Regions from separate parts of the Homo sapiens genome. Here region 2 is linked to region 1. Evidence: read pairs that join two places in POLR2A ChIA-PET (ENCODE). Cell type or tissue: PC-9. All regions are shown on one strand. Each heading gives the region's core, and the rest is flanking DNA. Links, peaks and the distances in the headings are about the cores only. Region 1 overlaps PXYLP1 (2-phosphoxylose phosphatase 1). Region 2 overlaps RASA2 (RAS p21 protein activator 2).

Region 1 (13,816 bases), core at 3,620-11,619:
ACCTGGCACATGATAGAAGCATAAAACTAAAATTTGTGCAATAAATGCTGATCAAAGTGGATGTTTTCTCCTCCTTGGATGTAGAAAAGCATATTTAATTCATATTTATGAATGCAAAAAAGCATTTACTAAATATGGCATATAAATAACTAATAACCTTAATGCTGGCTAAATGTAATACTATGAGGGTTAAAATAGCACCTTCCTTATAAAGCACATGGCATTCACAAAGAGGCAGCTTCTACTACAAAGGCTTTGAGAGTCACAGGGTGTGGCATCGTGGATGGAAACCCTGGGGCAACAAACTTGTGGACCGCCAGCTAGTGCTTGGTTCAGCTCACTGCACCCTGCCTGCTGGCCACAGTATTCCGTTTCACTAGACTAGAATAATGGGCATGCTCCAGGGCACACCACCTTTTAGGAGATCACAACATTAGTAATTTTTAAAGCTGAAGTAGCACCTGGGAAGACAGCAGGTATTGCTCGTGACCCAGATCCCACAGTCCTGGGGGAGTCAGCAGCCTAGAGAGGGTCCCCTTCACCGGGGTTCCTGCTCACTCTTACTCTTAAGTACCTGTTTATAATGATGAGTCAACTATTACTGTTTTTAAAGATTAAATTAATTAAATGACATTAAGTAACTATGCATACTCCACCCTCTTCACACAAAGGATTTAAAGTGGCTTCTAAAAATACAGAATGTTCAATAAAATAAAACTAGGCAAAGGAAAATGAGGGCAGAGGCAGCCAGGCCAACTGGTCCCTAGGAACTGAACCTCTCAAATGGGAGCGCCAAAAATGGCCCCATTAGAGGGTCCTGGCATCACTGTGACAGGGGCCCTGCAAGACGAGCTACAAAGTGTCACTTTTAAAGAACAGCCCTGGCTGTAGTGAGGTAATCCATGGCTCCACCAGGCTCGCCCTCCCGGGGCAGGCTGGCATCCCAGAAGCATTCCATCAAAATAACGTCTTCCCCACTGAGCACTTCATCTCCTGACCTCATTCACTAAACTCTGCTAGAATGTTATGTGCCTCCAGACACATTTGCTGAGGTCTAGCCCAATATTTTATTGCTAACTATGCCTCTAATTTTAGAGCCATGCCATTTCCATACAATTTCCACACTCTGTTCAATTATTTTTCATCCTAAGGGCTTTCAACCAAGAACAGGCTGCCTCTACTCCAGTGAAAAATTAGAAGGGTGAAATAATTCTTACATTTATATGGCTCTGCAATTGCTAACGTGCATTTGTCTGTGTCATCTCACTTACTCTTTGCCCCAACTTTGCATGGGGAGCCTTGTGATCCCCGTTTCAGAGGTAGGAGGCTGAGGCTCAGAGGACACTAAGGGGCTTGCCCGCTGCTCTGAATGGAGCAGGTGAGCTGGGGCGGAGGACTCTTAACTCAGTGCTCACTGTACTGTGTCCCAACTGTTTATTAAAGTGAAAAACATCAGGGTGGGAGGGTGAGCCTCAGACTGGCCTGGGCTCAGTATATCTGCTGTGTTGCTTCAAACAGGTGTCCCCGCCTCTGTGGGCCTCCATCTTTTCAACTGTATAATGGCACTCACATGTAGGACTGCTCTGAGCTCAGGCTCCTGCAAACAGTATGGTTCACCAAGTGTAGGTCCTGTCATTCTCTATCCTACAGGATATAACAGACACTTGAAAATGACTTTTAGAAAAAGTGCAATTTACCTGTTAGCCACCAGAGTGCAGTCAATTTCTGGTCGCTTTGTTTTGGGAATGACATACAGTGGGTACCTGTCTCCGTGGCGAATGAACACATGCACTGAGACCAGCTTAAAATGATGCGGGGCATGACCTGCGCGAGAGAAGCACATTGTCTGGTTATCACTCAATAGGTGTCAATCCTTTTAGAAGGGGGCCAAGGGGATGACCTGGCCACATTTGGGCTGGGAATCTGAGCCGGAGGCAGCAGGGGCCACCGTGGGTTTGCAGAGCCACCACAGTGAAGGGGCCCTGGCTGCCATTCTGGATGGGGGCCACTGAATAGTCTTACAAGGCGGGACAGAGGAACATGAGTAGGCTGATTATGTCCCAGACCTCCTGGAAACAACGGGAGGCTGGTGAAATGCGGGCATGACTACTAATGTGGCCTCACTCACATGCACAGACCAGGGAGAGAGCCACGGAAATACTAGAAACAATGATTTCTGCTTTAAATCTTTCATGAGACCAGAGAAGGCATAAAGAGATCAATAAGGATTCAACACTATGCTCTGATACACTTTTACAAAAGCAAAACTTGTAGAAATTGCCTCACTTCTATGGCAAGACGCCAGCAGGACATCCTGTGGACATCCTGAGTCCCAAGAGGCTACCCTGAAAAGCAGAGTGTCTCAATGTGCTGCACTAGTGCCTGCCAAGGCCACCTTTCTACCTTGCTGCTGTCTCACTAAAGATCATGATGATGGCAAACATTTGTGGTGGGTTGATCGTGAGCCACGTGGTATGTTCAGAGCAGTTACTGAAACCTCCCCAGTCCCAGGCATAAGTCCTGTGAGTTACTCCCATTTTATAGAGGAGAATGCAAGGACCCAGGAACTCATTCAAGGGCACAGCCTGGTGGCAACTGCAGGACTTGGGTCCTGGCCATCTTGCTCCTTACTGCTGTGCAATGCTGCTGGAATAACTAGTCCCCAAAGGGGTATCTGTCCTGGTGGCACAGTCAGGCCTACCTTCCATGCTGCGCTCGGCCACGCTGGGGATGTTGCAGTACAAAAGAGCTTCATAAACGGGGTCTGTCACAGGGGGCTCCGTCACAGGGTCGGGCATGATTCTCTTTCGACTCTTGCTACTCATTCCATTCTTAGGAGTCGACACCGGGATCAGGTGGACTGAAACGAAGTAAGGCAGGTTGTGACGCACAGTTCCTGGGGCGCCAGGCCAGCTGCAAGGCCCAGCGCAGGGCTGGATTTCACTTTGAGGAGCTATTCTTACACTGAGAATCAAGGTGCACTTCAGTGGAGCAGAAGTCAGCTTCCCATTCAAGAAGGGCTTCTGAGCCCCACTGTGTCCTGCCCCTTCGTCACTGCCACTACCCTCTCCTTATCATCTATTCAACACCAGGGGAGCCTCCCAAGCAAAGGGGCCTCTCTCAGGGCAGTTGGAGGAAGAACTCACACACTAACTTCTTAGGACCTGATTACCTCTTCCTAATGCCCTTTAATTCCAGTAACAACAAGAAGGAGGAAAACCATCATTCCTCATTGAAGACCTGCTAGGTGCCAGATGTGGGTGTCTGACATATCCCATTTATCATCATCTGCTTTATGCTTTGTGGGCCTTCAGAGTCGCTCATCTAACCCATGAGAGCACTTTACAGAAGAAAGCCAAGGACCAAGGCATGTGTGGTGGGTGAAAGCCTGTCTCACGCTTACTCCTTGACTTCAGGCCAGCTTCCCTGCCACTGTCTTCGGCGTGGCATGTGTGGGTCTTGCAATCTGTGTGCTTGTCCATCTACTACCCTCATTCCATTAGTGAGCTGACCCTTCACCACCACGTGTGGTCAGGCTGGACTGTCAATCACAGTGTCCCCACCCCCTGGCAGGGGTGGACATGTGACCAGAGTCAATAAGGGTAGTAATGGGGCAACTGGACTCCCTTTCCTCGAGACAGGTGATATACAGACTCTAGAAGAGGTGCTCTTTTTCTTTCGGATGCTAATCTGTAAGAATGGAAATGTGGGGCTGCCCAGCCATCTATCCCTCATGAACAGCTTCTGTCTCAGTGGTCCCTAATCTCTCCGTGCCTAGGGAATGTCTTTGTAGCATCATAGATCCTCTAGAACTCCCAACACAGTATAGTCATACTTTCAGCATCCGCCCTTTGAGGGAAACACATGAAAATAAGTGTGCTCACAGATCTTTTTAACTTCTAAAAGATTTATTAATCACCATAATATCTACACATGCGCACGAACAATAGCTAAAACAGGGACCAACCACCAGCCTAAATCAATGTAAATTCCCTAATTACTTCTACAAATTCTTCTACATAAATATTTAAAACTTCCCTTTGGCAAACAGATGCCATAAACAAAGATAAAAGGCAACACACTGAGAGAAAAATATTTGCAACTAACCTAACAGACAAATGATTAATATCCAAAGTCCATAAGAGACCCTACACCTGAAAAATCATTAAAGGATATGAACAGGCTAATCGCAGAAAAATAAATACCAATGGCCAATAAACACATGAAGAGATGCTTAAGTTTGTTCATAATTAGATACAGATAAAACAACAGTGTGATACTGTTTTTCATAATTGTTTATTCATAATTAAAGAAATATAAATCAAACAGTGGACTATATTAATAATTTTTCCTCATCAAACTGGAAAATCATGTTTTAATGATAACACTCAATATTGGGAAGGGTGTGAGAAACCTGACGCTTCCAAACATCATGGGGAGGGTGGAAACCGGCACCTCTCGGGAGTGTTTGGCAGTAGCCATCAAAATGGTATATGTGCACTACCCCCGATCTCGTTATTCTACGTCTTGGAATCCATTCTGTATCTATAAAGATAGCGATGCCCACGCACAAAAATGTGTGGCCAAAGAGATTCCCTGCAGTGCTGTTTGTAATAACAAAAAAGGGAAATAACCTAAATATCCATCTCTAGCAGAACAGAACGTTATGTCCCTACTGTGGAATGTTCTATCCCAGTTAAAAAGAAGGGAAAAGAATCAAAGATAAATTAAGTGAAGTGAATACACCAAGTCACTGTATACTGATATAATCCTCTTTGTGTAAAGAAAAAAAACAAACCATAAATGCATAAATATACAGGGATTTGTTTATTACGTAAATGCATAGAAAAAATGTCTAGAAGGTTATCCATCATAACACAGCAGTGGTTTTCCTCTGGGAAAGGATGGAATGGGGTGTGAAAAAGTATTTTTACTTGTTTGTATATTCGCACACACATATACGTACAGTCATGAGTTGCGTAACAATGGGGAGGCACTGAGAGATGGCCCTTAGGCAATTTTGTCATAGTGTAAACATCATAGAGTGCACTTACACAAACCTAGATGGTAGAGCTTTCTACACACCTAGGCTATTTGGTCAGCCTGCCGCTCCTAGGCTACAAACCTGAACTGCATGTTACCGCACTGAATGTTGTAAGCAGTTGTAACACAATGGTAAGTACTTGTGTATCTAAACATATCTCGACTTAGAAAGAATACAGTAAAAATATGGTATTATAATATGGCACCACTGTCATATATGTGTTCTGTCGTTGATGGAAGTCATTATGTGGTACATGACTGCATATGTATTTATAGTAAGCACATATTAATGTATTCTATATGTATAGAAATATATATTTCTGTATTTCTATGCTGTCTAGGTAAGCATTTTTTTTTTTTTTACAGTGAACGTATTTCCCTTCATTACTTGTGTTACCAAAACAACAATCACAGAGATACAGAACTGGTGATTCACCCACCCAACATTAGCCCTTTGGTTGCTCCTAGGGCCACTTTCTTTCCAGTAGTTGGAAGGTGCTAGGATGGCTAACACAGCCCAGGTGTTCAGAGGGAATTCACTACAGGGGGATTAGCACAAGAGCACGGAAATATAGAAAAGTGCTAAGGCAGTCTCTTAGTGACCTGGCCCTTCTGGCTGGCTCAGTCCTTGATTCTGCTCTTTTGTGAAATCTACCAAGTCCTGGCCCCTTGGCCATGCCTGTGGGCACACTCCCTTGGAGTCTGGGCCAGGGACAGAAGCAGCTAAGGAGACAGGATAATATGAGTGACACAGAAATGGAGGGGCACAGGTGAGGACAGTGGGTGTCCTAGAGTGCCCACAGTTTGCTAGTTCATCTATAAGCACCCGGGGTGAGGCCTGTTGTGGCTGCCATTTGGGAACCATGGTGGTTGGGTGCAAATGACCCACCCATGACCCAAGGAAGCAGTGGTTTGAAAACCACAGATAAAGATCAGAATGAGACCTTCTCTCCAGAAAGATTTTATCTGCTGCTTCCTCTGGTATCTGGGCCTGTCAACTGTGTCTACTAGTTCAGAGTGTGAGATCACCCTGTACTATTTGTACCTCCCTGAGTCACCAGGACATAGCATCAGTTCACAAGGGGCCTTCCCAATACCAGGCATTCAAAACAGGTCCTGACACATAGAAGCTGTGAGGAGAAGTCTCCCCAGCTCCATCTTGACCCCAATCCCAACTTGGTTCTCACTGTTCTGAGCTGCTCTGAGCCATCCCACCCCACAGGATGTTTCTCGCCTATGCTCCACCGTTTGCTGGCAACTCTACTCTCACCCTCTGCTCCCGAAATCTGACCAACACTGTAACTGATCCTAGGGTCACCTCCTCCAGGAAGCCCGCCCTGAATCCCCAGTTCCCACATCCTCTTCTATGAGCCTACCCAGTTCCTGCTGCCGTCATGGCTCACAGCATAGTATATGCAAGCAGGGGTGTCCCAGTTTGTCACCCTGCCATCCCAAACATCCAGAGGGCTGGGAGTGTGCGTCTTTCACATTTATATCCCCCGCTGACTGACAGAGGATAGGTCTTCCAAAAATACCTGCTGAACTGGGGCAGACGCTGTGCTCCATGCTTTTGATGAAATATCTCATTGACTCCTCATGTGGAGCACTGAGGGTTGCCGAACCAGTCTGGGGTGAGGGGCATCCAAACAGGCTTCCCAGAGGAGACACCTAGCTGGGCCTGAAAAACTGATGAAGCTGGCTGTGTGGAGGGGAAGAGGAGAGGAGCAGAGGGGAGGCCGTGAAACACAGCCAAACATGGCAGATGGGGGTCAGCAAGCTGGCTCAGGATACGCCTTGGGTCCCGTAAGGCCTGGTCAGGTTGGCCTCACCAGGGTCGATGTGCAGGCCGGGCTCCAGGAGGAAGGCTGGGAAGGGGCCTGGAGGAGCAGACCCCGGGCTGCAGGCCGCCTCTGCCCTGGTGCTGTGCTACTCACCACATCAGCTCTTGAGGCTTGCCCCGATCACCTAGATAAAGGGAGCTGAGGGACAGACCCAGGGGCTGGGGGCAGACACTGCTCCAGGACACTGCTCCTCCCAGCAGGCTTTGCCCAGGCCCCCCGTGCCTCTAGCTGTCCTGTGGAACAATTAGAAACTCTGCTGACCTCAGGCAGATGACAGCAGCTCAGATGTCACAGGGCAAGAGAAAGAGGCTGTGGGGGCATCAGAAAGAATAGTGGGCAGATAAATAGATGGAAGGATAACGAGTTTCATTATGTAGGTGGGAAAACCCATGAATCTAAATGAGTGTCCTGGGGCCACTGTGCCACCAGGACCAACACGAATAACAGGATACGAGATATCTTTTACTGATGATTAACTCTGTACCAACGGGCATGCAATTTCTCTGTGGTGTGATTACCAAGTAGGAGGGCAAATTTCCGTAAGCTACCTTTGGAAATAAGCCTCTCTTTTATGGCGGTGTTCTCTGCTCATCTCATCTACGATCACTTTCATCCTGTCCACACATCTATAACCCTCATGTGTAAAGATGCCGACAAGGTCTCAATTTCAAAGAAATGGCAGAGAACATGACCTCTAAAGCATCTCCTTGGGACCCTCCCTCTCAAAAGCAACCAACAAATTTCTTAGAATCATGAGTAAAACAACCAGATGCTATCCCACGCAGGCTCCCTCCCCACCACCCTTCCCCACCCCATCTCCCGAATGCACAGTGGATGACTCTGTATGTATTACTAGTAAACATTCCCATAGCTATAGCTAGGATGCAAGCCAAACTGATCCTCTCTCTGCTTTTCCCAGCTTTGGATCTCAACCTAGGAAGAGTAACCATCAGCCAGACAGTAGACCTTAGGCAGAGGCAGGTCAAGGGAGTTACCTAAGGTCCTGAAGCCTGTAAGCCCGGACCTGCTCACCCACTAAGCTCGGTATTTATGCATTTGTCCATCTGGCCATCCAACATGTATGGAGCACATGCTGGGGATTCTTCAGAGAATAAAATGGACAAGGTCTCTGCCCTCACGGGGTTTACAATCCAGTTGCGGGGGACAGTCAGACATTAAATAAGAAAAGGTGGGGAGAAAGCACATGGACCATAAGGAGAAAATAGCCTTCTCAGGCACGGGGCCCCCTGCACTCACTGGTTGCTGGTTGGGGGGTGCAGGTATGGAAACGATGCAGTGAAGACATGGATATAAAGGAAATATTGGGAAGTTACCAGATGTGATGGTTAATACTGGGTGTCCACTTGATTGGGTTGAAGAACACAAAGTATTGCTCCTTGGTGTGTCTATGAGTGTGCTGCCAAAGGAGATTTACATTTGAGTCAGTGGGCTGGGAAAGGCAGACCCACCCTCAATCTGGGTGGGCACAATCTAATAAGCTGCCAATGCAGCTGGAATATAAGCAGGCAGAAAAAATATGAATAGACAGGCTGGCCTAGCCTCCCAACCTACATCTTTCTCCCATGCTGGATGCGCCCTGCCCTTGAACATCGGATCCAAGTTCCTCAGTTTTGGAACTTGGACTGGCTTTCCTTGCTCCCCAGCCTGCCGACAGCCTATTGTGGGACCTTGTGATCATGTGAGTTAATACTTAATAAACTCCCCTTTATAAATATATATATACGTATATATTCCATTAGTTCTGTCCCTCTAGAGAGCCCAGGAGTGGTCAATAACAGCTTTAAGCAAAACACGACTTAATCAACTAGACTTGGGTTAGTAGCGAACACTAGAAACTTGTTTAGAGAGACATGTTTCATCTAATGATGATTTGCTCATTTTGATTTTTTGTTTATTCCATTGATGGTCCCCATGGAATAGAAAATAAGGAGGGAAAAGGCCAGGGTCAGAGTCAGATCATAACAGCACAGGTTGCTAGGCCACAAACCCCTGTCTAGCCTTTGAACCTCAGGGCACCTTAGTTATCCCTGAAACTCAACAACCATAGGGGCAGCAGATAAAGTTATAACCGAGTATCTGCTGCCACCTCATTATCTGGGAGTTACTCTGACTTGCACAAGGACACACCAGTTTCTTTCCCCTAGGGTGTCAAGCCAACCTCCCTGATATCCAGGTCACCTCCCTATACCAAGGCCCTGGGATAGGGCCAAGGACAGAAATCTACCTGCATATGTGGCCTTCTTCTTGCCTTAGGAAACTGCTGTATGCAAGCTCCTTGCAGGTGCCTTGAAACTGACTTTAATGGAGCACAATGAAGGGCCCCAACCCTGGGTCAGCTCATCTCTCCCCACTTCCTTCTGTGGCGACAGACCCATCCTCCTTTGGGAGCAGCTCCTCTTCTCATGCCAACCCCATGGCCCGGTGGGGGCTGTCATGCTGCTCCTCCAGGACCATGTCTCCGCCTTGCTAACTAGCCCAGGGATGAGGACCTGACTCTAGGCAGCTGTGCTAATAAAGGGACCTTTCCAGGAAAGACAGGCTGTCCCATGTGGAAGACACTTCTGCAGTGGGAGTCAGATGGCTTCCAAACCCCTCCCTCCTGCCATCCCCATGCTTGTGTGATTTGGCTGTCAGCCTTCTTCTGATTACACAGATACCTGGCAGATTACAGTTGGGTATCAGGGACCCAGAGTTTCCCGGGAAATGTGAGCATGATGAGGCTAAAGTGTTGGCTCAGCTCTGTCTCCATTGCTCTGGGATCAGCTGCCACACAAGTCACCCCACTGACTACACCAGCAAAGAACCTCTTGGGGCCAAGGTCCAGCTCCACTATCTGTTTACCTTCCTAGCTCCAGGGTCTGCCTTGCCCTTTTTGGGACTTCAACACTGGGCTAGTCACTTCCTTAGGGGACTACAGTCACTTTTTCCTTGGAACTCCACTGACATCTGTCCTCAGTTGCCCCTGCTACCATGGTTCTGAATGCAGGGAGGTAGCCTGGGGCTGGGGGCTGCAAATGAGCTATAGTATTACAAAGATGTGAATTCATGTCCTGGCTCTGTTACCTCCTAGCTGTGTGACCTGGGGCAAGTATCCCTGCCTCTCTGTGCCTCATTTCCTTCATCTGTCAAATGAAGGTGATGATACCTACAGATCAGGGTGGTAATGATGATGTTGAGATACCACCTGTGAATGGATTCTGGTAAGGAATCAAGAAATACTATTTTCAATGTTTAAAAAGTGAGCAGGATATGGTGGCACATGCCTAGAGTTCCAGCTACTCAGGGGACTGAGGCAGGAGGATCGCTTGAGCTCAGGAGTTCGGGGCTGCAGTGAGCCCTGATCACACTACTGCATTCCAGCCTGGGTGACAGAGTGAGACTCCATCTTATAAATGAATGAATGAATGAATGCTATTTTCTACATCCATCCCCTGGATGTGATTATTCCTGTTTCCTGCAGGCTCTTAAAAGGCGCTCCCTTCAACTTGGGATCTGGAAGGGATATCAAACCCCTGCGTCCACCCCTTCACAAAAGCACAACCAGCCAATCTCCCTTCTCCTCTTGGCCACTCCAATTTTAGCAGCTTTTCTGGCTCCCTTAAATACATTCAGCTTATCTGAGATAGCGTCTCCTCATAAGCTAAAACACCCCCAGTCCTGCCACCTAATTTCTCCAATTTCTCCCCGCAAATAAACCAAAAGGTTCTTGAATTCTCTCTCCTTCACTGGTCTGCCAAGGAATAATGACGCGCTCTGTCAGTTCCCACAATTCCCTTAGTGCTCCTCAACCCACTAAATTATCTTAAATGCCCGCCCTGTCTCTAACCTGTACTGAATTTTAAAAGTGCACTGTAACTGTCAAATGAAAACCAGAACCACAACGAAGAGTCCACAGTTGTTATCTGCCTCTCATCGTCTGCTTTTAAAGGCTGGAGTGGGAATCATGTTATACAGGTGAAATGGGAAAAGTCAAGCCCACATTTGTAGACTTTGAGACACTTGGTTTTACATAAATGAGATTGATCAAACAGTTGAATCTGCTCTTGCCATTTTGATCTATCCACTTTGAGCTGCAATACACCAACCTTTCTTGTTTTCCTCATTCTTAATGTTGCTTCATGGTGAACCACATTAGGTAAGAATTTATTAAGTGCTTCTGATACGCCTGGTAGCATTCAGGGAGCCGGAGAACTCCAGCAGAGTTCAGGGCTGGGCACATCCTATCAGCCTGGAGCTCTGCTCCCTGGGCTATTTGCACGCTCTATCTCCTCCCTCCTTGACCCTTTCCTCTGACATTTGCCTCTGGGACCTAAGTCCACCCATTGCTTGGGCATGGGGGCTCCCCCTGTGGCCTGGGCTTGAGCCCCAGTTGCAGCCTCTCAGAGGAGTCAGGAAACCCCACACTCTTCTGGGAGCTGCTGGTAACTGGCCTTACCCTAACAGGGCCATTGGATTAGATGATGCCAACACCAGACTCCAAATCACCACACACTCAAGACAGAAACTAGAAATAAGAGATTTCCAGGACAGGCCTCCAAAAAGAACCATGAAAAGAACCTGTCTCCTTAACCTTTTTGGGTCATGAAGGTTATGACCCTCATCTTTGAGAACCTGATGAAAACGATTGATCCTCATCTCTGAAAGACGATGCGAACACAGTCTTGTGAATTGGACTTCTGGGGGTTTACAAGACCCCTGAAACCCCATGGGACAATGCAGAAGTCCACAGGTTCAGGCTAAGAACCCAAAGTACCTGGAAACAGGTTTTCAATTTCAACACTCAAGAAGAGATGAACAGATTTTCTTTTTTCAAAATAAAAAGGGGTCATAAAAAACATGAGTTCATCATAAAATAGTCATTCAACACTAAAGTATAAAAAGAAAAGGAAAATCACCCATAAATCCTACCACCCAGAGAACCCCATAAGGAATATTTTAGTATTTGAGTATATATGTGCCCTGCCAGAGGCTAAACATGTGCTTCTGTCCCTGCTCCGGTGGGAATGGTGACGGATGGTCACTCAGGCCCAAGGACATTGTTCTCTCTCCCCAAGAGGAGCAAATAAGTTTCCTGTGTCTCAAAGGTCTGCAACCCACTGAGGCCACCAAACCAGCAACCTGTCCTTGAGGGTGGGTGGGTTGTCTGCCTTCTGTGTAAAGGCTCAAAAGACATAGCCAGACAGGCGAGGGGCTTTGGGGAGGCCACCTCAAGGAAAGAGAGAATGTGGCCCAGGGTGGGGCCTGCACTCTCAGGCATGTGGACATCCCACAAGAGCTGCCCCACCCTCTGGTAGATACCTAGGGGTGGTGTGGACGGGCAGACCCCTGGCCAGTGGAGTCCAGCCCCTCGGATGACACAGGGAAAAGAGAAAGGCAAAGAGAGGCAAGATGTGATGCTGAAGCTCCAGCCAGATAAATCCTAGAGAGGGGCCATGCATCCCAGCCACCTCCCCATTCTTTCCCACCTGAGCCCACCCCTGAGCTACGGCTCTGAGGCACAGGGTAACATCTGTAGTGTGTGTGACAGCCGCACTGGCAGGAGGGCAGGATGGTAGTGAGGGCAGGATGGTGAGGCAGTCCCAGAGCTCCCTCCCAGGTGCCCGCCCTACTTCACCCTCGTGTACAGGATTCAGATTCTGCCCTTGTCTCCTCTTTTAGATCAGCCTCTTCCTTCTCTCTTGTGAGGTGGGGCTGCTGGTACATAACAGGGCTCTGCCTCTGATCAGCACTCACTTCATTTCAAGGTGGGCTTCCTCCTTTTAATGTCATCAGCATGGGGCCAAAGCCCTGTTGCCAAGACAACAGGGAGTGAGCGGGGTCTGCACTGCGTGGCTTGGCTCAGCAGGCGCACACTCTGCCTGCCAGACTCCAGCTGGCCTCGCGCTCTCCCTGCAGTGGGTACAGCCACATAAATCCTGTGGCTTTCTATTCTGTTCATCTCTTCAGTGGATCTTAGAGATCTCCAGGCACTTTCCTGAATTCACTGAATACTTCTACTAATGCTTTCTATTTTTACTAACTAGCCGTGATAGTATTTGCTCTTGCTGACTCAAGACACACACACACACACACACACACACACACACACACTCTCTCTCTCTCTCTCTCTCTCTCTCTCTCTCTCTCTCCCCCACCCACCCGCATATAAAGGTACCATTTTAAAATTTAATATATTATGCACAACCTTCCAAGTCAATAGAGACAGGTCTATGTGATCATGAGGTAATGGGGTATTTACTGTTGTACACGTTGGTTGCCTTCTCCTTTGTTTCCTATTACAAATGATGCTGCAGTAAACATCTTTAAACAGATATCTCTATCCCCTCATCTAATTATTGATGAGAACTTCTTTAAGATAAGGAACTAAGAAGAAAAAAGGGAAGAAGAGAGAAAGGGAAGGTGGGAGAGAGGGAGAGAGGGAGAGAGACAGAGAGGGACAGAGGGAGGGAGGGAGACAGAGAGGGAGGGAGGGAGGTCATTATCTAGCTCCACCCTGAAAGAAAACTAGGAATGACCCACAGACATAAATGTGTCCATTCTCAGCTTGCAGAAGAACCTGCTACATGACACTCTCACCTTCCCACTCCAATGCATCTACAACATGAGCTTAAGAAATTGTGACAACAGCTTATTTGTCAGATTTAATTTTGTCACTCATCTATGGTGTTTTTTTTTTTTTCACCTGCAGATATTTAACTCTATGTGGCAACTGGACATAAAGCATTCTGAGGAAAAGCAAATTAAAACTCCCAGAAATCAAACAGAAAGTAAAATCTTTAAGAAAAGGACCAAAATTAACAAAAAATACAGAATTTAAAACTTTGGTCACAATGAAGAGATGGCGATATGACAGAACTCTTAGGTTAACAATGTAAACCTTCACTTTCAATTTCTCATACTTTTTGTCTCCA
Region 2 (16,069 bases), core at 5,016-13,015, 230 kb before region 1:
TCAACCCTCTCCAATCAGCTTCTGACCCCACCATGCCACTAAAACTGCTCTAGCTGAGGACACTAATGCCTTCCACATTGCCAAATCAACGGTCACTTCTCTGTTTTCATCATACCCGGCCTGGCAGCATGATTTAACCCAAGTGAACATAAATATCCCTCTTTAAAATGCTCTCTTCTCTTGGCTTCCACAACACAGTATTTCTGACTTTTCTCCTACGTCACTGGCTCTCTGCTGACTTCTCCCCCTGGCTACCTCTAAACATGCAATGCCTCAATTCCAAACCACCTTCTCTTCCTTCTCTTTGCCAACTCTGCAGTATATGGTGTTAATGCGAACGCCTCCCAGATCTGCAACACCAGGTCTAACCTCTCCTCAACAAACACTAGATGTGACTATTTAACTGTCTCCTTGGATATCCAGTAGGCATTTCAAATTTAACAAGTCCCAGAAAAACCATCTGATTTCTTTCCCCAAGATGTGCCCTTTCCCCAGTCTACCATTTTTCTCTCTTACTCTCACCATCCTCTATTTCCCCAAACTCCCATACCCAGTCTCTTAGCAAATCCAGCAGACCTCCAAAATAAATCCCAAATCCAACCAGTTCTCTTTGCCTTGACCAGAATCACCGAGTCCAAGCCACCACAATCTTTTATTCGAACAAACATGAGAGTTGCCTAACTGGTGCCCCTGCTTCCACTTTTGGCCCTCCTACAATCCATTCTCCATCAAGCAGTGTGATATTTGAAACATATTCTTTAGGTTACTCACTCACTCTCCTCCTCCAATACCACACCATTTCACTTAGAATAAAATTATCTTTCTATACCACAGTCTACAAAGCCCTACTTAATGGTCTCTCTGATCTCTTCTCCTTCCATTCCCCCAACCCCGGTCAGTGTTTAGTTTTTTTCATTCATCAACTGTGCCACACCATGTTCAAGTTTAGGGCTTTTGTCTGGAATGCTACACTCCTAGATATCTTCAATGGCGAGTGCCTTATCATTCAGTCTCAGCTCAAATATCACTAACTCAGAGAAATCTTCCTTGACTATTCTATCTAAAGCACATAGTTCTGCTACCATATTCTATTTCTCCATTTTGTTTCTTTGATAGCACTGATGATTATCTAAATTTCTGTTCATTTTTAATTCAGTGTTTATTTTTTGGTTCCCTCATTCTTGAGGCCCAAGAACTTGTTGATCTTCAAGATCTTAAACAGTGACTGTCATACGGTAGACAGCTGAGAAACATTTGTTGAAGGAATATTAAATAACCTAAAAAGTCTAGTTTTGAAGTTTTGAAGTCCTTTGATACTCTAGCTCAAAGGACATACACAAGTATGGGCGCTGAAATCAGTACACTAGTTCCCTTATGCAATCAGTTGGCATAAGGGAAACAGCATTACCCCAAGAACCATAAAACCAATATTCCTCTCTTACTCTGCTACTAAGTGGCTGTATGACTTCAGACAAATCACTCAATCACAGCTTTCCTGATGAAGGTTTGGACTAGATAAACTCAAGTATCTTTCTGCTTATCAACTTTAAAGGCCATTTAAACCAATATATTTTAGAGAAGTCTATTAGAAACCTAAGAAGCACCTATAAAAAAACTCAGTAAACACATTATTTATAAAATTGAAATAAGAAAACCAATGGAATAGTACCAGTAAGATACTTCTTAAATCTGTCACTAAAAAAATAAAGTTACTACTTAAACAGAATAAACAAATTTAGGTCCATCTCAAGTCAGAATTGAGGAATCTCACCTTTTAAATGATTAATTTAATTAACTGCCTAAAATGGGTTAGTCCTTACAAATAAACCAGGTCACTAAGACAAATAATCTATATCTGAACCGGTATTCATCCATTTTCCTCTTCCTCCAAAGACTAGTTATTCCTCTTCTCATCCAAAGCTCATCCATTTACCTGTGCTCTCTCTACCCCATTCCCTCTTGTCCCTCCAGGACACTGTCTAGCAATTCTATTTTCATTACTTTCAGCCTTCTTGTTCTTCAGTCTCTCCTTTTTCTTTGACGTCTCCCTTCTGCATAATTTAGACTTTTTTTTAAACGAAAGTCCAACTAGGTCGCAATATAGGACCTAAAATATAAAAAATTTGGAATTAGACCATAATAATTTTCTACTTAATAAATATGCTCCATAATAAATATGCTCCATATCTAATTGGGAGAATTTGAAACACTAACTGTCCCTGAACATGTTTCTGTTTCATTCACATAGGTGCAGTTTTGAGAAAACAACATTATATAAATTTACACATATTCTACTTCCCTCTCCCTCTTAAGAGAGAGACAATGAGGTTATTTTGAAGAATCCAATGAACCTGACATTATCAGATATTTATCCAGAATAAATAAAAATGTAAGATCTATGTCATATGAAAAAATGTACCAAGCATCCTTTCCTATAAAAGCAGTTATCATAATCTGTACTTCTTAAATATCCACCAATGACTGAAGTTCAAATAAACTTTGTTGAAAGTTAATTCATCTAATCAATGCCCGGCTCAACAATCAATTGTACAAATATGTTAAGTCAGATACTGTAACTCCAAACTATAGTAGTGATTAATTGGCACTTTATAAACAACATAATCAAAAAGGAAGTAATGGTTACAGATATAATAAAAGTAATATTGTGCCTATTATATCTCTAAGCATAAAGAGAATATGTTAAGAGCCACACTTTACATCAAGCTACACAAAAAGACAAAAGTGAAGAACTTTGGAAGACTGTACTTGCTTGTGTGTGATATTTGTTCAGGGCCTCATGAACTCTAGCCAATTCTGGTATATAAATGAGCATGCGCCTTGGACCAAAAAAAAAAAAAATCCATTGCCAAATTTCTTGAAAACTTATTCTATAATCTCTCCTTTCAAGTGCTCCCTTCAACTCACAGCCTAAACCTGCAACTTGCCCTCTTATCCTACTTCTCTACTTCTTGTTTAGAACCTTGAAGAACACTAACAGGCTGGGCGCAGTGGTCATGCCTGTAATCCCAACACTTTGGGAGGCCAAGGTGGGCAAACTGCTTGAGAACAGGATTTTGAAACCAGCCTTGGCAACATGGTGAGATCTCATCTCTACTAAAAATACAAAAAATTAGCCAGGCGTGGTGGTGCATGCCTGTGGTCCCAGCTACTTGGGAGGCTGAGGTGTGAGGATGGCTTGAGCCCAGGGGATGGGAGTTGCAGTGAGCTGCCACTGCACTCCAGCCTGGGACAAAAGAGCAAGACCCTGTCTCAATAGTAAAGAAAGAAAAAAAAAACCCAAAAAACCACTAATATTAAGTGCCCAAATCGTAACACTGCTTTTCAGTCCCACCTTATTTGACCACTCTTCATTATTTGACAACACTAACCTTTCCTCAGCTCAGGTAACCTTGTATGAGGGTTTTTCTTATACTCCCTCTTTTGGTCTTTTTATCCACTAACCACATCTTAAACGTGAGGAAACTTTCGGTATCCACAGACCACTTAATTCATCATAGAGGTGAAGGACAAATTCTAGTTTTTTTTTTAATGTAGTCATTATAAAACAATAAAAATATACAAAGAAACAAATGAGTTTCTCAACATTGTTTGACGGTATTATTTATAAACTTTCTCAACTTATCTATAGCCCGTTTAATGACAGCCAGCCTTAAGGAGAACCAGGTTCTAAACCTGCAGTAAATATGGTAGATTACTGTTCACATCCATTTCAACCTCCTTCAGTGTATGTCTTCCTGTGCTGCAGAGAAGAGAAAGTTAAAAAATACATTTCCCAGCCTCTCTTGTGGCTACAGTTGTAAATGTGATTTAAGTTCCACCAACCAGATGCACTCACTAGAAATTTCAAGGACAGAAGAGAAGGGAGGTTGAGTTTGGGTTGTTTTACTAGCAAACATTGTCATGGAGATGTTCATGTTCACAGCAGTATTTGTTGAAGTCCTAGTATTCAGTCACAGATTTCATGAATATTAAGAAAGGCACAAGGCATCCATTCTGCAGTACAGGTTGTGGTAGGCAGGGCTTGGCTCTAGGGCCAGCAACAACAACGGCTTACTGAGGAAGGTGGCTGCTTGCTAATGGCTATTTCCTAACAGTAGTAGACTCCTGATCATGGCAGAGGTGGTAAGGTTCTAAGACAGGCATCTAAAAGTTACAGTTTCACAATTCTGCAAAAGTCTTTCTGATCCTAAAAGAGGCAATAACTCTCTTGGTGGCCTAGATGCAACATGGCTTTTTCTAGATCTAGAGTCTGTTTCTTCAGCCTTGTCAACAATTTTGTAAGCCACTTAAAATTTTTTTATTAAAGCTCTTTCTGCTTAAACTAACTAGAGTTGATGCTGTCACCTAATCTCAATTCTTTTCTAACCTTTGTTTCCAACAAATTAGAAAATCCCACTTTGAGTTACTGGTCATCATGGTTGGGTAAATCCACCGGCTACACGTGGCTATCTGGATCAAACATGGACACAGAAATTACCAAGCAATTTTTCACTGAAAATTATTTTCATTGTTCCATCAGATAGTGAGTTGAATAGCAGCACACTTAAAAAGGGAATCCTTTAACTTGGGAAATGGATCTTAACTCCATATATAGTTGTATCTACCTTCACAAAATATTTCTTCATCTTCTGTAGCATTTGGATAAAATTTTAAAAATATATTCAATAATACAGTATTCATATTTTCATGAATTTGGAATGCCAAATTCTTTTTTCTTTTTCTTTTTTTTTTTTTTTTTGAGACAGGGTCTCGCTCTGTCGCCCACGCTGGAGTGCAGTGGCACAATCATGGCTCACTGCAGCCTCGCCTTCCTGGACTCACGTGATTCTGTCACCTCAGCCTCCCGAGTAGCTGGGACTACAGACACATACCACCATGCCTGACTAATTTGCTTTGTATTTTATGGAGAGGCAGGGTTTTGCCATGTTGCCCAGGCTGGTCTTGAACTCCTGGGTTCAAGAGATCTGCCTGCCTTGGCCTCCCAAAGTGCTGGGATTATAGGCGTGAGCTACCATGCCTGGCTGGGAGTGCCAAATCCAAATTCTTAACATTCAAATCGTGTGCACCATTTTGGGTGCCTCTATTTTATCCTTAAATTCACAAATCATAGTTTGACCCTAAATTAATAAGAATAAAGTATTCAAGAAATTCAATATATTGCTAAGATATGACACAAGCAAGCCAGCTGAAATAATAAAAATGGTTTTTACTTGCATTTGAATGAAAGGAAGAAATGTTTTTATAGTTCATCCCTCATTTCAAAAATTCTGTGCATGCGGAGTCCTGCAATATGCAAAAGCAGACATTTGTCCTACAAAGGCAGATACATTGTTCCCACAGCAAACAGTATAGATTTGATTGTGTGTACAACTGTCACTATTTCCTTCAACAATAAATCAAGATCAGGAGGTATATCAATGACAACCAACTGTTCCTCTACGAAGAAAGGAGGTTGACATTCAAGCACAATTTATTTTATTCTGTAACATCTTTTCTTGTTGATTCATAACTGGTACTCCTTAAGCACTTTTCTAGTGTACATTACGACTTACAACATAACTGTTAACTAATTTTTTAAAGTCTTCTTTCTTAAAGGGTGGATTTTCAAAGACAAACAGAATAATCCTCCATTGTGCATTTCTTCTCTTTCACAAATGTACTGCAAGTATGCCAAGAACATCTTCCCACTATACATCCATGATTTTGTCCAAATATAAAATGAAATATCCTCTCGCCCACATGTGATAGTAATTGTTTTTCTACATCATATCTTCCTAAATCATACATATCTTAAATAAAATGCTGTGTTTAGCTTTGATACTCAACCTTCACAATGTTGCTAGTTACCTTTTTAATACGTACACACACACACACACACAAACACAGAGACACGTATAAATAAATATAAATAAAACATCCCTTGCTTAGAAGTCTTCAATGGCTCACACTATCTACCACTGCCCACTTGACAGGACAAAATCTAAAATTCCTTAGTCTGGCACAAAAACCCTCCATCCCTCCATGATCAGGTGCTATCTACTACATGTTCAACCTCATCTAGTTCATCTTTACCCCCACAAATTATGCTGTAGCAGTACTATATTTTAGTTCCTTGAACACACTGTTCTCTCATTCCTCTGTGTATCTGCAATGCTATTTTCTTTGTATGAAATGCCCTACCTGTTTTTCTCTCCAAAGAGCTCTGCTTAAGGGCATCTTTGCAAAGTCTTCCTCAATTCCTATGTAGTCATGTCACTCTTTCCCATGTGTTTCTACTGTACCTTGCATCTCTACTACAGTGATCATATTGTTTTGTACTTGTTGCATTTCACTCAACAAATATTTACTAAGTGCCTAAACACACGAGGCACTGTTCTAAGTGCTGGGGATATAACAGTGAATAAAAACAGGTCTCTGCCCATACGAAACTGTTGTACAATATATACAGGGACGACAAATACCACAAACTCTTAAATAAGCATATAGTATTTATTGTCATGGAAGAAATAAATATTTATTGCTATTCAAGAAAACAAAGCAGGTTAAGAGAGTTAGGGAATGGCAGGCCCAGAGGGTAGAGACAGGGAGGAGGTCAATGTTATTTTATATAGGGAAGCAGGGAAGGCCTTTCAATTAAAATATTTAAGCAGATACCTGAAGGAAGTCATTGAGGGTATAAGCCATACAGATATCTGGGGAAGGAGACGGACAGGCAGAAAGAATAAAATGTGCAAAGGCCCTGAGACAGGATAGTTTGGCACACTGGAGGAGTGGCAAGGAGGGCAGTATGGCTACAAAGCAATAAGCAAAGTGGGGAGAGGGAGGAGATAGTAAGAGATGGAGTAAGGGTATGGGAGGAGACAGGTTAAATAAGGTCTTACAGGCACGGGAAAGTCTTAGGCTTTTTTTGTGTGTCAGATGGTAAGGTTTTGAAGGATTTTCAGCATAAAAATGGCAAGATTTTTTGTTTTAAAATCAGTGCAGAGGGGAAAGGTAGAAGCAGGTGACTAGATAGGAGGCTACTGTAGTAATCTCAATGAGCGAAAACTTGCAGGTCAGGGGAGGGGCAGAGCAGACACGGGTCTGGAGAGAATGGGTCATTTGGGCATGTATTTTGAAGATGGAGCCAACAGGATTTACTGCAGGGTGTGAGAAATAGAGTAGTCAAGAATGACTTCTAAGAGTCTTAGTCTGAGCAGCTGGATGAATAGAGATGCTATTTCTAGAGACACAGCCTCTTGTTGGGGACCAAATTCAAGAGACTGTATTGAATATTAAATCTGAGATGCCTTATACATCCAAGTGCAGACAATCTGTCCAAGGACAAAGGGTCCTAGATAGAGAAAAAATTTGAGAATCATCAGTAAGTACATAAAATTTACAAAACCAAGAGACAATACAAAATCACAATGGGAGCAAATATAGAAAAGAAATTTGAAGACTGAGCCTCAGGGCTCTCTAATGTTTTGAGGTGGTAAAGATGAGACACAACCAAGCAAAAGCAGTTTGGTTGTCTCTTCACTGAACTATAAACTTCTTGAGGAAGGGGACCAATTCTTAGCACCATCCTTAGCATAAAATATATAATGAAACAGCTGCTGAATAAGTATCAATGCGTGTGTATATAACTTTGGCATGGGCAAAAAAGAGGTTCCAATACCACATCACAAACCATAAAATTGTATGTAAACTTCTTTTTTCCATTTCATTTAAGTTGATTTATGTCAACTACTCCAAAGATTTTTTAAAAAGTCTCCTGTATACAGTTACCAAAAGCACTTAAAGAATCTTTATTGTATTAATACAGAGACGTTTTGAAAATAAACCAGTGCTGAAGTTCACACATTCAAATATTTACTGAGTACCTACTAAGCTGCTAGGATATGACAGTGAGCAAAACAGACAAAAAGTCTGTGTCCTTATTAGGCTAACACACATGGAGAGATCGACAACAAATAAGATAAATAAGTAAAAATGTATGGCCTAATACTAATAAGTATGGGCACCACAAGAAATGAGGTAGCTCAAGGAAGGCTTCATTGAGAAAGTAACTTCTGCATAAATACCTGAAAAAAGAGGAGAGACATGTAACTATAGAAAACAGCAGCTTTTAGATATTGTTAAAAAGTAAATAGTTTAAAGCGCGAAAGATAAACACCATCAAATCAAAACTGTTAAGATTAACAGAAATGGAAAAACAGCCAACTCTCTATGTACAAGATCAATGATTCCATGTAACAGTCATCAGACAGTAAATTCAAATCCTACCATATAAATTTTATCTAGGACAAAAATTCCAATATCAGGCTACTATCAAAGGTAGAGATTCTGATGTATATGCTTCTGTTCATGTATGTGAGTATGTACATATGTGAGTATGTACCTATGTGCCTATGTGGATGTTTGAGGATTATGTGCATGCATTTATACCTGAAGGTTTGCATGTATGTTTCTTCATGTCCTAGGGGAGGACACTACAGGGATAAGACAGAAAAGAAGATAAAGATTTATTAAGTAGTTAGATGCTCCAAGACAGTGTTAAATATTTTCTCAAATGTTTCATTTGATCGGTACGACAACCCTGTGAGATAAGCATTACTATTCCCTTTCATAAATTAAGAAAAAAAAATTCAGTTACATAGCTGGTAAGGTTATCTGGCATAAATCAAACTCCAAAGCCTAGAGTCTTTCTATTCAACTCTTAAGGTCTTTCTGAATACAGCTGTGCTGAGAAACTATTCCCATCTGAAAGAGATGTAGTAGGTCCAGGTCTGCTTCAAAGGTTACCTGAAGTACAAGGGTAGGCGCCAACATGGGTCCCAGTGGGATTAATCCCCTAGAAAAACTGCAAAGAGCCAGGGTCCTGGACAAGATGATCCAAAGTTAAGGATTATTTGGGGTGACAGAAAGCCAAATCATAATAATAGCTACCACTTACTGAATAAATTAATACATGTATTACACAGATTTTTCATTGACTTCATATATATTATTTTACTTAATCTTCACAATAACTCTTCTGAATGATATATATTTTCAAAATACAGAAATTGGGGATCGGAGGATAACGTTCCAGGAGGAAGGCATAACATGAACAAGTTCTGGAGGGTGGCAACAAGAAGAGCACCATCGAGGAGGCAGTGAATAGTATAAACTGACTAAAGCATAAAGAGAGATGAAGGGGGAATGAGAGGGAAAAGATTATAAAGGACAGCTAGTATCAAACAGAGAACCTAAAATGCCAAGCTAAGGTTTAACTTTATTCAGTAGGCAACAAGGGTCGCTAAAAGTTTCTGTGTGGTTCATACTTCAGGAAAAGTACTCTGATAGTCTGAAGAGCCTACATTAAGGTAACAAAGGGAGATAGGAGGAAAGAAAAAATAGAAGAGCTACTATGGAGACAGAATCCACAGAATTTGGCATTAACTGGCTTGAATGACTCAGGACATAATGTTCTAATACAGATCGAATATCCCTTATCTGAAATGCTTAGGACCAGAAGTATTTCAGATTTCAAATGTTTTTACATTTTGAAATGTTGCATTATATATACTTACCAGTTGTGCATCCCAAATCTGAAAATCTGAAATGCTCCAATGAGTATTTCCTTTGAGAATCATGTTGGTGCTCAGTTTTGCATCCTGGAGCATTTGGAATTTTGGACTTTGAAATTTGGAATGCTCAACCAGTAATAGAAATATCAACCTAAACAGAACAGTAGAACTTCAGGAGATGAAAAGATATAAAATATGCACATTTTGTCATTTACATTCACAACAACAACAAAAAAAAAAGAGTGAGAAAGAATGAATCTAATGCACATTTAAAAATATGATATAGTCTCTGGTATTGACTAGTTTAGAGTAAAATTAAAATGCTGTTGTGCCAATCTAATTCCATATAAATAAGACAACCCTATATAATGGTAATATATCATAAGGTCTTTGAAATTTTCTTCTAAAGTTTAATTTCAATTTTTGCAATATGATAAAAGGTATGCATAATTATAAAAACATATACAGTACTAGTATAGTATAGCAAGTTAAATGAATGCATTACAGAGGCAGACATCTGCGTTTCAACATGAACTTTGCATTTAACTATCTGTATGTCCTTACTCTCAACCTCTTATGTAAAAAGAGGTAACTATAATGCTTCAAGATTGTTGTGAGCATTAACTAAGGTAAAGCGCTTGGCACAATGCCTAAGACAGAGTAAATATTCAATGGATAGTAACTATTAGTGCCCTTTCTTGGCTAGACATTCTTAAAAATTAGCATCTATATACAATTCCCTTCATCCAAGCCATTAGCTCCTGACCAAAAATAACCTGTAATATAACAACTGGGTATAACAGAGGAGGTCATTGTTTAAAATGAGTCCTTTGTTACAGAATCAATGGATTTCTATTATAGGAAATACATGGAAACACGTCCAACCTTTATACCTCAAGCTCCACATCTCTAAAATGAGGATACAAATCTGAGGTTGGCTAGCCAGAGATTTGTTTGGCCTGCACCAAATTTAAAAAATAATTTGTGACCATCTAGAAACTGAGAGCTAACAATAAATAAATTTGTATTTCTGGTTTCTCTTTAATAATCAAAATCTGGCAAAATGATTTTGAGTGGAAACTGCAGACAGGTGTATCTTACTAAATCATAATAATCTCTGCTGGGCTTTACTGCATTATACCTGGTCTGTGTATATTTGAGTTTGCAACTCCTTAGCCAGTTAATCTTCTAGGTTCTCTATAGCTCTAAAATCTGAGAGACAAAAAAAATAAAAAATAAAAAAATAAAATCTGAGAGACAACACTTGAAATTTAAAAAGCACAGAGTAACACTGATTTCTAATGCTTTCAGATATTAACACTTATTGCCAGTTTAACCTGATGAACACTACAAGAACTGGATATACATGTAAGTATGAATACTCCAGTACATTTCTATCAAATAAGTTATCCATTAAGAAAACTATGAAAAGATACTTTATGAGTATCACTACTGCTCATGTTAGAACCAACACTTAACTGAGCACAAAATGCCAGGCAGTATACCGAGTCATTTAACCTTTTCACAACTATGCTATATGATTAGTAAAACTACTATTCCTAATTTGTAGACAAGGAAGCTGAGGCTCAGAGAGGTTAAGTGATTAGTAGAAAAGTAGCAGAAAACCATGCTTTAAACATGCTACCTTAGCCTTTATCATTTAATCAGTTTTCACACACTTAAAAAATATTTTGTATATAATAAATCTTACACAAGAAAAAAACACTCCCATTGATTTATCTTTAACAGTTCTGAATGGAGAAAGGAAGAGAAGAACTGTCTTTATCACACATGACCTTCCAAAGAGTCTCAAATTTACCCCCTTCAGAGTACATCAGATTGCTGCAGGGTATGAAGAAACAAAAACAAAAAAAGGAGGGGGGACTGTCAAGAACTACTGAAAAGAAAAAAGTTATGTAGCTGTTATTTCCTTCCTTAGTGGCTCCTTAACTGTCATCTTGAAAACACCACTGGAAAGTTACACATTTGTGACATTAATCAGACAGAGAATGAGAAATAGTACCAATAGGCATATGGTGACTGCTGGAATATCTACCACTAAGCAGAGTTTTCCAATGCATAAATTAACATGGTGAGATAACTCAGTTGTCAAGCAATTTTCCTCACTCCTGGCAAATGACTTGTATCTGTAAAATAATCCAAGAGTCTATAATCCCACTCGATTGGTAATCTTTAAAAAAACAACACATTGGCCAGGCACGGTGGCTCATGCCTGTAATCCCAGCACTTTGGGAGGCCGAGGTGGGCGGGTCAGGAGATCGAGACCATCCTGGCTAACATGGCGAAATGCCGCCTCTACTAAAAACACAAAAATTAGCTGGATGTGGTGGCGTGCACCTGCAGTCCCAGCTAATCGGGAGGCTGAGGCAGGAGAATTGTCGAACCTGGGAGGTGGAGGTTGCAGTGAGCTGAGATCGCACCACTGCACTCCAGCCTGGTGACAGAGGGAGACTCCGTCTCAAAAAAAAAATCAACACATTAAATAACTCCTACCAGAAATCTGGTTCTGCCTAAGAACAAGGCACTATGATAAAATGAGGTAGTACCAGTGAGCAAACACTTGAGTGGGCACAGGACTCTAGGAATATGACACAGTTTGGGTGGCTAGCCGAGACTCAGTGAAGCAAAGAACTGTTTTTTCGTGTGTGTGTGTGTGGCTATAAAACCTGAACTATATATAAGTACAATTCCACATAAATAAGGCAATCCTGTATAGTGGTATTATATCACAAGGGTTTTTGTGGGTATAAAACCTGAACTATATATAAGTACAATTACACATAAGTAAGACAATGGCTAGTGACAAGACAAAGTCAAAGTAAACGCATAAATACCACTGCAACTCCTCAGTGATAAAGTCTACAGAACATAATCGGGGCTAGTTGCTGCATGGAAGTCATGTGCACAATAACTATCATACAGTTATCTACACTGCTATCATATTAATCACTTTTCACTGAAGCTTAATCTAGAACAAGAAGTTAGGAAACTACTATACACGAAAAGGCAAGTTTCACAAGGTATTGCCAGGAAGTGTCTATGGGTTATATAGATACGTCACCAAGTTGCGGGCAGGATCTTCCTGTGGTTTGCCTTGCCCACTTCCGGTTTCAGTTTTGAATGTGTGCTGATCTACAAGCTCCCTACAGACCCCTTCCTCAAGTGGCAAACCAAACTCTGAAGTACATATGGCAGGAATCTCTTCTGGGCTAAGCCAATGGTACCTATAGCTACAAGAAGCTTAGCAAGGCTACCAAGGTGACCAAGAGAGCCTGGTATGACAAACAAAAGGAAGGCAAAAAGCCAGGTGCTGGCAGAACTCAGGGCTACATGGACAGGCTATATATGGGATATGGCTGTTATTTCTGGTGACAGCATCCAGGGGGCCAAAATAGGATTCATATTGATCTTCGCCCCCCCTCCACAAAAAAAAGACACCTAGACACATAAAGAAGTTACACCCATGAGCATATAAAGGTGTGTATGTGTATATCTGTGTGTGTGTATGTATGTGTGTACACATATCCAAGAACCACTCAAAAGTACATACAAACCCACATAAGCAGTTAGGCAGCTAAAATAATTACATTCATGAACCCCCAAAACAGGCCAGAAGATAAATTCTTATGGCATTCAAACATCATAATTTTATTGAATATCCACTACATTAGACCATAGCCAATTTAGGAGTAATTATCAACTTCTTGACAACATAAATGTATTCATCAATTCCTTCCAATATATCATCTCACAGGCAGCTTTGTAGAGAAAGGGATGTGGGCTTTGGTAACATAAAGACTTTCTGAAAACTTGGCTCTGCTCCCTTACAATCCTGAGCAAATAACCTCTGTCTGTTGCTTCTTCTCTAAAATAGGAATAACAATCTTCTTCATGAAATTGGATTACATGAAATATTTTGCAAAGTATCCTAACACAACATCTGGAAACCAGGAAATACTCAATAAACATTAGTTCACCCCATCTACCAAGAATATTTTATATAAAACTGTAAAATTCAAAACTAAAATTCTGTACCACTCACACAAATGTCATATTTTAAAGGATCCAAAATTTTCAGACCCTTTTTACCACATTTCTCTGAAACAATGTATTAAAATTTTAAAAAGTTTTTCTAACATAAACAATTAGTCAAACAGGCAAAGTATATAAGAATTTGCTGTATTATTTCTACTTTTTTTTTTTTTTTGAGACAGGGTCTCACTTTGTCACCCAGGCTGGAGTGCAGTGGTGCGACCTCAGCTCACCGCAGCCTCAACCTCCTGGGCTCAAGTGATTCTCTGGCCTCAGCATTCCAAGTATTAATAGCTAGGGCTGAAGACACACACCACTATGCCTGGCATTTTTTTTTTTTTTTCGTTTGTAGAAACGGAGTTTTGCCATGTGGCCCAGGCTGGTCTCAAACTCCTGAGCTCAAGCCATCCACCCTCCTCAGCCTATTCTTACAATTTGTAAGTTTGAAATTATATCAAAAGTTACCAAAAAAACTTAACAGAAAAGTTGACTTTATTTCTTCTATAGCACTCAAAATGTTACAAAACCTAACATTTGATTACTCTTGTTTTGCAGATAGGATAGTCTTCCAAAGTAGAGCAACAGAGACTGGCACAGCTTAAGATTAATACTGTATCAAGTTCATTTATATAAATAGTTACTTTTGATAATATAATATATAAATATACTCCCTATAGGAAATCAAACCATTACAGATAAGGCTAACTCGCTCTTTTTTTTTTTTTATTATACTTTACGTTTTAGGGTACATGTGCACAATGTGCAGGTTTGTTACATATGTATACATGTGCCATATTGGTGTGCTGCACCCATTAATTCGTCATTTACATTAGGTATATCTCCTAATGTTATCCCTCCCCCCTCCCCTCTCCCCCCACCCCACGACAGGCCCCGGTGTGTGATGTTCCCCTTCCTGTGTCCAAGTGTTCTCATTGTTCAATTCCCACCTATGAGTGAGAACATGTGGTGTTTGGTTTTTCGTCCTTGTGATAGTTTGCTGAGAATGATGGTTTCCAGCTTCATCCATGTCCCTACAAAGGACATGAATTCATCCATTTTTATGGCTGCATAGTATTCCATGGTGTATATGTGCCACATTTTGTTAACCCAGTCTATCACTGATGGACATGTGGGTTGGTTCCAAGTCTTTGCTATTGTGAATAATGCCGCAATAAACATACGTGTGCATGTGTCTTTGTAGCAGCATGATTTATAATCCTTTGGGTATACACCCAGTAATGGGATGGCTGGGTCAAATGGTATTTCTAGTTCTAGATCCCTGAGGAATCGCCACACTGACTTCCACAACAGTTGAACTAGTTTACAGTCCCACCAACAGTGTAAAAGTGTTCCTATTTCTCCACATCCTCTCCAGCACCTGTTGTTTCCTGACTTTTTAATGATCGCCATTCTAACTGGTGTGAGATAGTATCTCATTGTGGTTTTGATTTGCATTTCTCTGATGGCCAGTGATGATAAGCATTATTTCATATGTCTGTTGGCTGCATAAATGTCTTCTTTTGAGAAGTGTCTGTTCATATCCTTCACCCACTTTTTCATGGGGTTGTTTTTTTCTTGTAAATTTGTTTGAGTTCTTTGTAGATTCTGGATATTAGCCCTTTGTCAGATGAGTAGATTGCAAAATTTTTCTCCCATTCTGTAGGTTGCCTGTTCACTCTGATGGTAGTTTTTTTTGCTGTGCAGAAGCTCTTTAGTTTAATGAGATCCCATTTGTCAATTTTGGCTTTTGTTGCCATTGCTTTTGGTGTTTTGGACATGAAGTCCTTGCCCATGCCTATGTCCTGAATGGTATTGCCTAGGTTTTCTTCTAGGGTTTTTACGGTTTTAGGTCTAACATTTAAGTCTTTAATCCATCTTGAATTAATTTTTGTACAAGGTGTAAGGAAGGGTTCCAGTTTCAGCTTTCTACACATGCCTAGCCAGTTTTCCCAGCACCGGCTAACTCCCTTTATCCACCATTGAGGCAATCACTGTTATCTGTACAACTGTTCAGACCTCTTTTTATGTATTTATCCATCTACATGCAGAAAAGTAAAATGTTTTGAGATTTAAAACAATACACAGGATACTACACATATTATTCTACAACTTGCTGTTTTTACCCAACAAGACATCCTGGAGTTCTTTCCTTTCATAACATAGATATACCTCATTCTTTTTAGTTGCTATAGAATACGTGTATGAACATATTATCCATTTTCCTACCGATGTACATTTAAGTCGTCTCCAATTATTCTGTTTTACCAACAAGGCAACATTGAATATCTTTGTATATGCCTCTTCTCTAAATGTACAACTGTTGATGCAGGGCAAATAGGTAGAAGTAAAAATGCATGGTGTATAGACATTTAAATTCTTAACAGATATAGCCAAAATGCTCTCCAACATTGCTTTATCAATTTAAACTCACAACAACAATG

The links. Peaks named below come from ENCODE experiments on the same cell type or tissue, not always from the same donor. Only the 100,000 strongest peaks of a DNase experiment are listed, where the experiment ranks them.
Region 2: POLR2A ChIA-PET joins it to region 1 with 36 read pairs; 3 of 35 experiments call an interaction of 5 or more read pairs at or near these places.

Annotation. Positions count from the first base shown.
Region 1 is chr3:141,267,386-141,281,201 of GRCh38, reverse strand. PXYLP1 (2-phosphoxylose phosphatase 1) reads right to left here. Exons shown (of 6, transcript NM_001037172.3): 3 at 2,702-2,860; 4 at 1,698-1,824. Among named protein-coding and RNA genes, the nearest start is that of PXYLP1, 42 kb to the right of the region's middle. RefSeq lists an enhancer at 7,207-7,376. In PC-9, for the core only: a CTCF peak has its summit at 5,214; DNase peaks (open chromatin) are centred at 5,021, 6,001, 6,641, 7,291 and 1 weaker place; H3K4me3 peaks cover 1,135 bases; H3K27ac peaks cover 5,617 bases.
Region 2 is chr3:141,495,606-141,511,674 of GRCh38, reverse strand. The region is part of intron 1 of RASA2 (RAS p21 protein activator 2); the gene reads right to left. Among named protein-coding and RNA genes, the nearest start is that of RASA2, 17 kb to the right of the region's middle. In PC-9, for the core only: no CTCF peak of the experiment used is centred there; no DNase peak of the experiment used is centred there.